Linked DNA regions of Homo sapiens: region 1 is linked to region 2. A link is an interaction called in ENCODE POLR2A ChIA-PET data of the cell type or tissue named here. Cell type or tissue: Caco-2. All regions are shown on one strand. Links, peaks and the distances in the headings refer to the core of each region. The heading gives the core; the rest is flanking DNA. Region 1 overlaps SBF2 (SET binding factor 2). Region 2 overlaps DENND2B (DENN domain containing 2B).

What was found. Peaks named below come from ENCODE experiments on the same cell type or tissue, not always from the same donor. Only the 100,000 strongest peaks of a DNase experiment are listed, where the experiment ranks them.
Region 1: POLR2A ChIA-PET joins it to region 2 with 21 read pairs; 1 of 35 experiments calls an interaction of 5 or more read pairs at or near these places.

Annotation. Positions count from the first base shown.
Region 1 is chr11:10,074,411-10,079,785 of GRCh38, reverse strand. All of the region lies in intron 2 of SBF2 (SET binding factor 2), which reads left to right. Among named protein-coding and RNA genes, the nearest start is that of SBF2, 220 kb to the left of the region's middle. RefSeq lists an enhancer at 2,515-3,120. In Caco-2, for the core only: a CTCF peak has its summit at 2,722 (motif pointing right); a DNase peak (open chromatin) is centred at 2,745.
Region 2 is chr11:8,755,241-8,760,615 of GRCh38, reverse strand. The region is part of intron 1 of DENND2B (DENN domain containing 2B); the gene reads left to right. Among named protein-coding and RNA genes, the nearest start is that of DENND2B-AS1, 11 kb to the left of the region's middle. RefSeq lists an enhancer at 1,270-1,770. In Caco-2, for the core only: no CTCF peak of the experiment used is centred there; DNase peaks (open chromatin) are centred at 2,805 and 3,236.

The sequences.
Region 1 (5,375 bases), core at 145-5,144, 1.3 Mb before region 2:
TGACTATGTCATGGTGAGTTCTTTCTTGCAATGTAATTTCCGGAGTTCATGGAGCCTCTTGTATTTGAATATCTGGATCTTCTGCTAGAATAAGGTAGTTTTCCATAATTATTTCCTCAAATCAGGTGTCCAAACTTTTTTATTTCTCAGGAGTACCTATGATTTGTAGGTTCAGTCTTGTTTTTATAGTTCCATACTTCTCAAATGCTTTGTTTGTTTATTAAATCCTTTTTTAAAAAACTTTTGTCTAACTGGATTAATTTGAAAGACCTGTCTTCAGTTTCTGAGATTCTTTCTTCCATTTGGTCTAGTCTGTTGTCAGAACTTTCAACTGTATTATGGAATTTCTTCAATAAATTTTTCATTTCCAAAAGTTTGGTTTGGCTTTATAGATAAATAGGGGGATGTAGATATCTTTGGTGAATTTCTCAGTCATATCCTGTAAATGTAGATACTGATGTAGTTGTATGTATCTTTGCAGATTTCTCAATTATATCCTGAATTTATTTTCTAATTTCTTTGCATTAGTTTTCTGGTTTCTCTTGTACATTGTTGTGAGATTTCTTTTTTGTTAGGCTCCATCGCTATAGAATTACGGCGTTTCTTTGAGATGTCATAGCATCTTGTGTTTTTTTAAATATTTCCAGTATTATTGCACTGATACATTTGCATATGGGGTAACAGTCGCTTCTTCTTATTTTTGAATTCACTTTTACTGAAAGGTAACTTTTTTTCTTCTTCAGGATGCATCTGTGGTGTATGTTGAGTAGGGTTCTCTGGCTTTGCTTATGGGTGCATTTGGTGGCATAGACTATGTATGATTTTCTTGGTTATAAATAGCCTCAGTTTGGTGGATTTCTTAAATGCTAGTTGCAGTCATAATGTAAGGTTGAGCAAATGGGTTCAAGTCCTCCTGAGTAGCCAGGGTGTGGTGTTGGTAGTAGAGGTCACACAGAGCTTGTCTGTTCTTCAAACCTCATGCAATTTTTTTAAATTTGTTTTTTATTATTATACTTTAAGTTCTGGGGTACATGTGCACAACCTGCAGGTTTGTTACGTAGGTATACGTGTGCCATGTTGGTTTGCTGCACCCATCAACTCGTCATTTACATTAGGTATTTCTCCTAATGCTATCCCTCCCCCAGCCCCCAAACCCCCGATAGGCCCTGATGTGTGATATTCCCCTCCCTGTGTCCATGTGTTCTCATTGTTCAACTCCCACTTATGAATGAGAACATGTGGTGTTTGGTTTTCTGTCCTTGTGTTACTTTGCTGAGAATGATGGTTTCCAGTTTCATCCATGTCCCTACAAAGGACATGAACTCATCCTTTTTTATGGCTGCATAGTATTCCATGGTGTATATGTGCCACATTTTCTTTATCCACTCTATCATTGATGGGCATTTGGGTTGGTTCCAAGTCTTTGCTATTGTGAACAGTGCTACAGTAAACATATGTGTTCATGTGTCTTTATATTAGAATGATTGATAATCCTTTGGGTATATACCCAGTAATGGGATCACTGGATCAAATGGTATTACTAGCTCTAGATCCTTGAGGAGTCACCACACTGTCTTCCACAATGGTTGAACTAGTTTACACTAGTGTAAAAGCGTTTCTATTTCTCCATATCCTCTCCAGCATCTTTTGTTTCCTGAATTTTTAATGATCGCCATTCTAAATGGCATGAGATGGTATCTCATTGTGGTTTTGATTTGCATTTCTCTAATGACCAGTGATGATGAGCATTTTTTCATAAGTTTGTTGGCTGCATAAATGTCTTCTTTTGAGAAGTGTCTGTTCATATCCTTTGCCCACTTGTTGATGAGGTTGTTTGTTTTTTTCTTGTAAATTTGTTTAAGTTCTTTGTAGATTCTGGATATTAGCCCTTTGTCAGATGGATAGTTTGCAGAAATTTTCTCCTATCCTGTAGGTTGCCTGTTCACTCTGCTGATAGTTTCTTTTGCTGTGCAGAAGCTCTTTAGTTTAATTAGATCCCATTTGTCTATTTTGGCTTTGTTGCCATTGCTTTTGGTGTTTTAGTCATGAAGTCTTTGCCCATGCCTATGTGCTACATGGTATTGCCTACGTTTTCTTCTAGGATTTTTAATGGTTTTATGTCTAACATTTAAGTCTTTAATCCATCTTGAGTTAATTTTTGTATAAGGTTTAAGGAAGGGATCCAGTTTCAGCTTTCTGCATATGGCTTGCCAGTTTTCCCAACACCGTTTATTAAATAGGGAATCCTTTCCCCATTGCTTGTTTTTGTCAGGCTTGTCAAAGATGAGATGGTTGTAGATGTGTGGTGTTTGTTATTCCATTGGTGTATAGATGTGGTTTGGTACCAGTACCATATTATTTTGGTTACTGTAGCCTTGTAGTATAGTTTGAAGTCAGGTAGCATGATGCCTCCAGCTTTGTTCTTTTTGCTTAGGATTGTATTGGCAATATGGGCCCTTTTTGGGGTCCATATGAACTTTAAAGTAGTTTTTTCCAATTCTGTGAAGAAAGTCATTGGTAGCTTGATGGGGATGGCATTGAATCTATAAATTACTTTGAGCCGTATGGCCATTTTCACGATATTGGTTCTTCCTATCCATGAGCATGGAATGTTCTTCCATTTGTTTGTGTCCTCTTTTATTTCCTTGAGCAGTGGTCAAACCCCATGCAATTTTATCAACAGATAATGTAATAAGCTCTGCAGGTTGGCCTTGCAGCCAGTAGGTGGCGCTAGCATGCGAGATCCAGCTGAGGTGGTGGCAATATGCTTGACCTTTGTTAACCAGAGGTACTCTGATGTCTTAGGTGATGGACTAGGCTGTGGAACTCCCAGGGGCCCTGTTCCCAAGCTCTTCCTCAGATGCAGGTTGATGGAGGCAAGGCCAAATGGGGCTAGGCTGGACAGTCCCATGCTCCGGCATCCCCAACACCAAGCACAAGTGCTGTCCCCAAGGAGGATCAGAAAGCAGTTCTCAGGCCCCTGGGGCAATGCTCGAGGGAGGAGCAGAGCAACTGGTGCTGTGTCAAAGAGCCAATACAGGGACAGAAGGGTAGTTTTGGTTCCACAGCCTAGCAGGCAGTAGTGGGACCTGCCTGAAGTCCATGCTTTCAGCCTGGCAGGGCTCCCTCCCATGGCCTGCTGCCAGTGGTATGCTAATACAGCCAGCCAAGTTATAAGCAGTCTTTCTTCAGATTGTAACATCGCCCCAGGTCTCAAAGCTCCCTCCCTGAGACAAAAACATGGCTCCCAGGCCACACCCCTCCTGGTCCCATGCTGCAAACGGGTAGTGCCCAACTCCTGTACCCAAAGCTGGAGCCCACATATTCTCACCTCTCAGTTCTGGCCATAGGGGCTCCTGTCCCACTAGAGACTGGATTGCAAGTCCTGATCTGAAGATTCTCCAAACCAGTGTCTGCCACCTGTGCTGGCTGGCTGGTTTTCGTGCAGCCCCCTTAGTTGGATCAAGAATGGCCTTCTGTCAGTAGTTGGAGACGGGAGTGCATATGGAGCACTTTCTACTGCCATTCCTTCTTACAGTCTCCCTGTTCTCCAACTTAAGATCTAGCTCTCAGTAGGGTCACGGAGCTCCCCAGTGGCCTGGATTGCCTCGTTCCTTAGTAGAAATATGTATTGTAAGATACTCTCTCCCCCGTCATACACTGGTGATTCACTCACAGTTTTCCACCACAGATCCACAGCGTAGCCTAATGCCCACTGTATTTTTCAAAGTATTCAATTATTCTTTTGCTTTTATATTTAGCTCTCATGTTTCTTCTTGGATGAAAGTTCACCATGTGAATCTGTACATGCTATTTTGCTATTTCTGAGTGGGTGAGCTATGGTAACAAAGCCTCTAATTTGCCAACTCGCAGAAAAAAAAAAAAACTACCAGAAATGGTTTTCTGTTTCCTCTACGATCCCATCCTTTATGTCTCAGGCTAGAGGTGTCCTCTGTTGCATTCATCAATTACTGTGTTAGTCTGTTCTCACACTGCTATAAAGAACTACCCAAGACCGGTAATTTATAAAGAAAAGAGGTTTAATTGACTCACAGTTCCACAGTCTGGCTGTACAGGAGGCATGGCAGAGAGGCCTCAGGAAACTTACAATCATGGCAGAAGGGCAAAGAGGAAGCAAGCATGTTTTCACATGGTGGCAGGAGAGACAGCAAATGAAGGGGAAAGTGCTATACACTTTTAAACTACCAGATTTCATGAGAACTCATTCACTATCATAAGAACAGCAAGGGGGAAATCTGCCCCGATGATCCAATCACCTTTCACCAGGCCCCACCTTCAACACTTGGGATCACGATTCAACATAAGATTTGGGTGGGGACACAGAACCAAACCATATCAACTACCTATTATTCTCTTACATAGCAATAGCAGTAGTAGTGAAGATGTTACTCATTACTTGAGTACTGATTGTGTGACTGGTCATAATTCTATAACAGTGTTTATTAATCACTTACAATGTCTGAGGCAGAATGCTAACCAGTTTACATGCATGATATCACTTAATCTTGACAGTAATGATGTATTTTGTGTTCAAGGAAAACTGAGGTTTAGAGAAATTAGGTAATTTACCAAAATTATAACCTAAGTTAAGAGTCAGATCAAGATTCTTGTCTGTCTGGTGGCACAGGCCATGAGATTATCAAGTTTTAGCCTTCTCTGTGAATCTCTTTTTCAGTATATCTGATAAATTGCCATCCAACTTCTGGTTTAATTTGTGAAGTAAGGGGTTCTCATTCTCTAGGACATAGTTTATTCCATTGTTTGACAGCTTTAAATGTTAACACGTTCTCCCTAATATTAAGGAAACATTAATATATTTTTCTGTAACTTTTAAACTATTATATCTTAACCATTCCAGACATACAGAGGGTAAAATGAATCTATTCTTATTAACATTGGCTATATTTAGCAAATTGTATTTAATATATGTGTAAACAAAATTGACCTGGCTATAAGCAAGAAATCTCTTTTCAGATGGATAAACTTGTATTTAAAATTGTGTGTGTCTGATGTAAAAACCAAAAACAAAATTACTCTGGGGAATCTAATGTACACATTTTCAATTTTCTCTGTTCTCCCTAGTCTATAACTACATCTAAACTTAATAAACAGAGATAGGTAATGGAGTTCAGTGCAAATATTTTTTAATCAGCCTAAGTAAAATAATATAAAACACTTAAAATAAGCAAAAGATGAATATATAGCTATCACAGACTTTGAGAGATAACTTTGAGAGATAATAAAATCTGCAGAATGAAAAGTCAGTCAGTCACATGTGAGAGTTTTATAAAATTCGAAGAACATTTTGTTTCTAATTTTTGTCTTTCCATTTGATCTTCCTTTGCTGGCTGAGT
Region 2 (5,375 bases), core at 139-5,138:
CACAGGGTCTGACTCTGTCACCCAGGCTGGAGTGCAGTGTCATGATTATAGCTCACTGCAGCCTTGGACTTCTGGGCTCAAGTGATCCTCCCACCTCAGGCTCCCAAGTAGCTGGGGCTACAGGTGTGCATCACCAACCTCCTGCTAATTTTTTATTTTTAGTAAAGACAGGGTCTCGCTCTGTTGCCTAGGCTGGTCTCAAACTCCTGGGCTCAAACAATCCTCCTGCCTCTGCCTCCCAAAGTGCTGGGATTACAGGCGAAAGCTCACATTTTTGAGAATCTTGGTTTGGGTACTTACAAGGAACTTAATCTAAGGTTACTGAAGCTTGCAGCGGCTCTGGGTTGTGTGGGCAGGTCAGGGGAAGGGAGGTATGGCAGGGAGAGAATGGAGGCAGCACTGAGAAGATAGAAGGAAAGGGGCTCAGGTTCTTAGTATGTTTCTAGGAGCCCTTTTATCCCTTAGAGAACCAGGCAAGTCGTCGATCTGTCGGGAGGTTAGGCAGAGAGGGGCTGTGCCTTTTGCTTATAGCATTGGTGAGCTTAGCTCTTTCTAGGAAGCAGGGGAGCTTTTCCACAGGAATTTAGCAGGAGGCCTTGCTGCTTCAGGAAGAACAGGGGCTGATGGGAGGATCCAGAAGACACAAGTGCTGAGGGTGAGGTTGAAGTCCCATGCGGAGAAGGATCATCCTGATTTAGTTGCATTTGTTAAGCTCCTTAGAATCTGAGGGCCAGTATTGGTTGCTGAGACTCTTGGCAGCCCTCCTCTGGGGAGCTGCCAGTCTGTTCCTCATGTCCTTGGCCAGGGCCCATGGATGAGGAGAGGTGCAGGAAGGAGTTGGCAAGAAGGTAAAGAGGGTCTGAGGAGATGTTTGCTGGGCAGGATGAGTAGGCAGGTTGGTCCCAGGGCAATCAGGCCACAGCTGCACACTGTTGGGTCACTATACTGTCACTGTATTGCTGGCCCTTTCCTGGCTCTCACCATGTTCTCAGAACACACACAAGAGCTCTGTTCCCATTCCCACCTTCTCTGTCCCTTTAGGCTGCTGCCTAAACTTTGACTTCCACGTGAGCAGAATTGCTTAGGAGAGTAGTGGAACATAGATGTAGCAGAAATTCTCTCATGTGGTTGAGAGGTTTCCTATTTTCGGGCATCTTGACTTCTTACCTCGGCTATAAAGCAGAGTGCTGGGCAATGTTTACGTTTCCTCTCAGTGGTGACATTAACCTCAGCAGAATGGGAGGCTTTCCTCCAAATGCTTGCATTTCTTCCTCTTCACTCAGGGCTCAGCTGTCTCCTGCTTCAAGAGCAAGGCATACTGTCACATCCACATTTATGCCTGCAGAAAAGTATCAGACAGACATTTAGAAATGTCACCTAAACAAGGACAGACAGGTTTTTTGCTCTAGGATAGGAAGGTCCATTCTTAGAGGTGGGGCACCCCTCAGAAAGAGCTCCCTTCAGAGACTGACCTCTCATCGGTCCCTTCTTGGACCTTTGAGAGAGCCTCTGTGGATCAGGTGATGGGATCGGGTCAGAGGGAGAAAGGGCACTCAGGATGGTAGAGAGTTGTCTGGTGAAGGCTGGACTGAGCAAAAGCTGTCAGCCTTCCGGGAGGTCTGTCCTCCTGTGGCAGTGAGGGGAATTGATGGGGGTTTCAAGCAGCCAGGAGGCTGTGCCCTGCACTGCTCCTGCCCAGCCGTCCAGGAGGTTTTGTGTGGCTGTTGCCAATGCCGTGCCTCCTAACCCTTCCTGCTGGGATGCAGGCTAGAGAGCTGCGACACTTACCTGCTGGTTGGGAGGTCAGGTTAGAGCCGAGTGGACCAGGTGGAGGCCATGGATGAGGAGGCACAGCGCTGCGGTGGAGGGAGCCGCGGCATCTAACTGGGCCACTTGTGCTCAGCTCTGGCCCACTGTTGTCATATAGGAGTGCACACAGTGATGGTAAATTTTCTCATTTTTCAAAAGAAGCTAGAATCTGAATTTTTCTTTCTATTCACCTGCTTTCTTAAGCTTGACAACTAATTCAAATTATTTAAAAATAAAAGGAAGGCCAAGTGAGACATGTTTTTGCTTCTGCAGACCACCAGTGTATGACTGATATAAACTCTTTTTCCCAGGAGCTTAGAAATGAGGAGAAAGCAAGCAAAGGGATCAGGGTGGGTGGCAGGAAGAGTAATTTCAAAATACAGGAAGACGGAGCACACCTGGAGACTGACGAAATGGCTTAGATGAGCCATTGGTAATGCTTTCACTGGATCCCGTGGTGTGTGCGTTCCTTTGTGGTTGAGGGCCAGTGGTTCTCTGTGTGGTGGAAGAAGCTAATGGGATGGGGGTAGGAGGAAGAGGGGCTGAGTGCCATCTTTTAGTTGCACATAGCTAGGCAGATTCTTGGGAAGATGGTGAGTCGTGACTCCATTAAGTCCCTAGAGAACATGCTGTGGGACACAAGTTTTTGCACTTAAGGGCATATAAGCTTGATTTAAAGCGCTTACTAAAATGCAGATTCCTAGGCCCCATCCCCACAGATTCCCGTTCAGTAGGTGGGGCCTGGGACTCTGCATTTTAAAGCACCCCATCAATGTTAAAGAAAATAAGTGGACAATGGAGTGAGACAGAGCTGGGTCTACATTCCTGCTCTGTTCCTTCACTAGGTGAGTGATCTTGGTCCAGTCATTTAATTTCTCTGAATTTAAATTTCCTAATCAGAAAAAAGGAGACTGTATTATCACTACCTTGTAGAATGGTGAGAACTAAATTAGAAGACAGTTGGAGGCAGTACAGGGTCCTGGCCCAGAGCTGGTGCAGGCCACCTGGTCATAAATCCCTGCCCCTTTCTAGCCGTGTGACTTGGAGCAAGCTAATTAACTGCTCTCTATCTTGGTTTCCTTGGTAAAGTGTAACTAACCCTGTGAAATATTAATAGTACCCACCTCACAGGGTTGTTAAAGGGTTAAATGACTTAATACACATGAAGTGCTTGTAACTTTAGCTGTTATAATTACATGTTTAAAAGTCTAGCAGCGTGTCTCATAATAAATGCTCCTTTGCTTTTCCTTAGGTCCCCTTACTGTGGGTAACAGATTAAAGCTTAATCCAAATGTCACCTTCTGATGAGGCCTTCCTGGAGTCCACTTTTTACTTTCTTGTCTCCCTTCACAGTTAGCTTCTCCAGGGCAGGGACTGTGTCTTCCATGTTAATATCCTAGCACCTTGCACAGTGCCTCACATAGGGTCAGTGAATGGAATGATAGTACTAGGGAGTCTGAAAGATGACTCAGACTTGGGAATGGAGAGGTTGTCTTCCAAATACCTAGGGAAGTGTGATCTGGAAGAACAAACATTTTTTAAGCTTCTATTGCCAGACAGGGCAATCATGGGAGGTAGGTCATATTGCTATTATGGCTGTTATAGTGACAAAGTGAGTCTTTGACACTCACTGGAGCAAGGTCACATAACTAGCAGTTGTCAGAGGCAGGGCTGGACTCAAGGCAGGTGTTTTTCCACTGCCCCTCGGGGCCTGCGACTGTGCCTGTTTGTCTGGATGCAGTTTGTAGAAAAGTTCCAGAGGTACCTTATTCTATTCCTTTCTCTGGATTGTTACTCTTCAGATAGTTGTCTATAATTTGTCAGAGCTGTGTTTTTGAGGAACTTTGGATGGATGGTATATGCTAATTGAACAATTTCCTTTTCTAAACATGCAGTTTCTGCCTAGACTTTGCCATTGAGGGCCTGGGAACTAGCAAAGAAGCCTCTCATCATGCTTGAGTCTCTGCTCCATTCCCATGGGCATTTCCTCTGCTTTAGGAGTGTCTTCTCTCCCTGCAGTCTGACTAGCCAGGATATCAGGCTAAAAGCATAGATGAGGGCCTGGGGCTGCTTGTAGGAGGTGGGGAGAAATGGTGTAGCCCAGGAAGCCAGAATGCTGAGAGTCCTCAAGCCTGAGCTTCAGGTGTAAAGGGTTAACCTGGCCTTCAGCTCCTCAAGTCCCAAATTATTCTCTGATCCTGATAGACCTGGCCCAGAGAGAGCAGTTGGTGGGGAGGCTGGTGAGTAGGCATCTGTGTTTCTAACCTAGTGCGCCCCTGTGAGGTTCTCAGCAGTGCCAGCTCAAGATGCCTGAATTCCCAGGCCACTTCTGAGAATGGCAGCTGCACTCTTGGAGAAATGTGACTAAGGGTCCCTGTCATGGGCCTGGAAGCAATTTTGTTCTGCTTCTTTCTTGGTTACATCTTCACAGGATTTTTCTTCTTAGCCACCCAGATGTCAGAGTCAACTACATTTCTCTTTCTTAGTAAGTTGGCTCTGTGTTCTCATATACAACTGCATGATAGCATTTCAGAGCAGTGAGTCTACCCTCCTGAAAGCAGAAATTCAGGGAAAGAAAGAATATGTTTTTCATCATGTTTTTTTAACATGTTTCAGTTTCTGGTCATGCCACAAATCTTTTGCCTTTTCTCCAAGGGCCTGCCCTGGAACTGATAGAGCAGGTCAAATGTTGTTTTCATGGATGGTGATGGTTACTGTGATCATTGCTACAGTTGAAAACTGATGCTTAGCAAGTTGATTCCTATAGCACTGTGCTTCCTGAGGACCCTGAAAACTGGCCTGAGAAAATGTCCAGAGGTTGCCTTTTCTCTCCCTTCTCTGTTGTACATATAGCAATATGATATGCCAAGCACTTTACTTGGCACTGGGCTGATACAGGTAGAGAGTATCTCACTAGAGCCAGTGTGCGTAGATGCCCTGGGGGCAAGATTGACTTTATCATCATCATCATCATCACCATCACTAATGTTATGCTATTAATATAGACTTAAATTTATAGGGCCAAGCATGGTGGCTCATGCCTGTAATCCCAGCACTTTGGGAGGCTGAGGCGGGAGGATCACTTGAGACCAGCAGTTCGAGACCAGCCTGGGCAACATAAAGAAACCCCATCTCTACCAAAAAGAAAAAAGTTAGCTGGACCAACTCCATTTTATGAAGGGTAAAAGTGAGGCTTAGAGTTGGTTTCCTTTTTCCAGAAGCATCTGCCGTATTCACCTTGGAGGGATGTTTCATTGCTGTCACCATCAGCTAATCATCCCCTGCCTACTGGCTGCTTCCTCTCTTTCCAGTTAACATACCACTCCCTATCACCATCACTAAAACCACAACCCTGAGAGCTTATGCGAAGTTAAAATTAGAGCTAGTACATTTCATCTTGAGATTAGGAAGGAAGTATAAATGCTATCAAGAATTAGGACTTGACTTATTTTTATCATCAAAACCAATCACTTATTTGCACCAAAGTAATAAGTAAGATGGTCTCCAGGATTAAGGTCATCAGTGGCCATAAATAAATATGTTTAACTTTCACATCCAGATATACT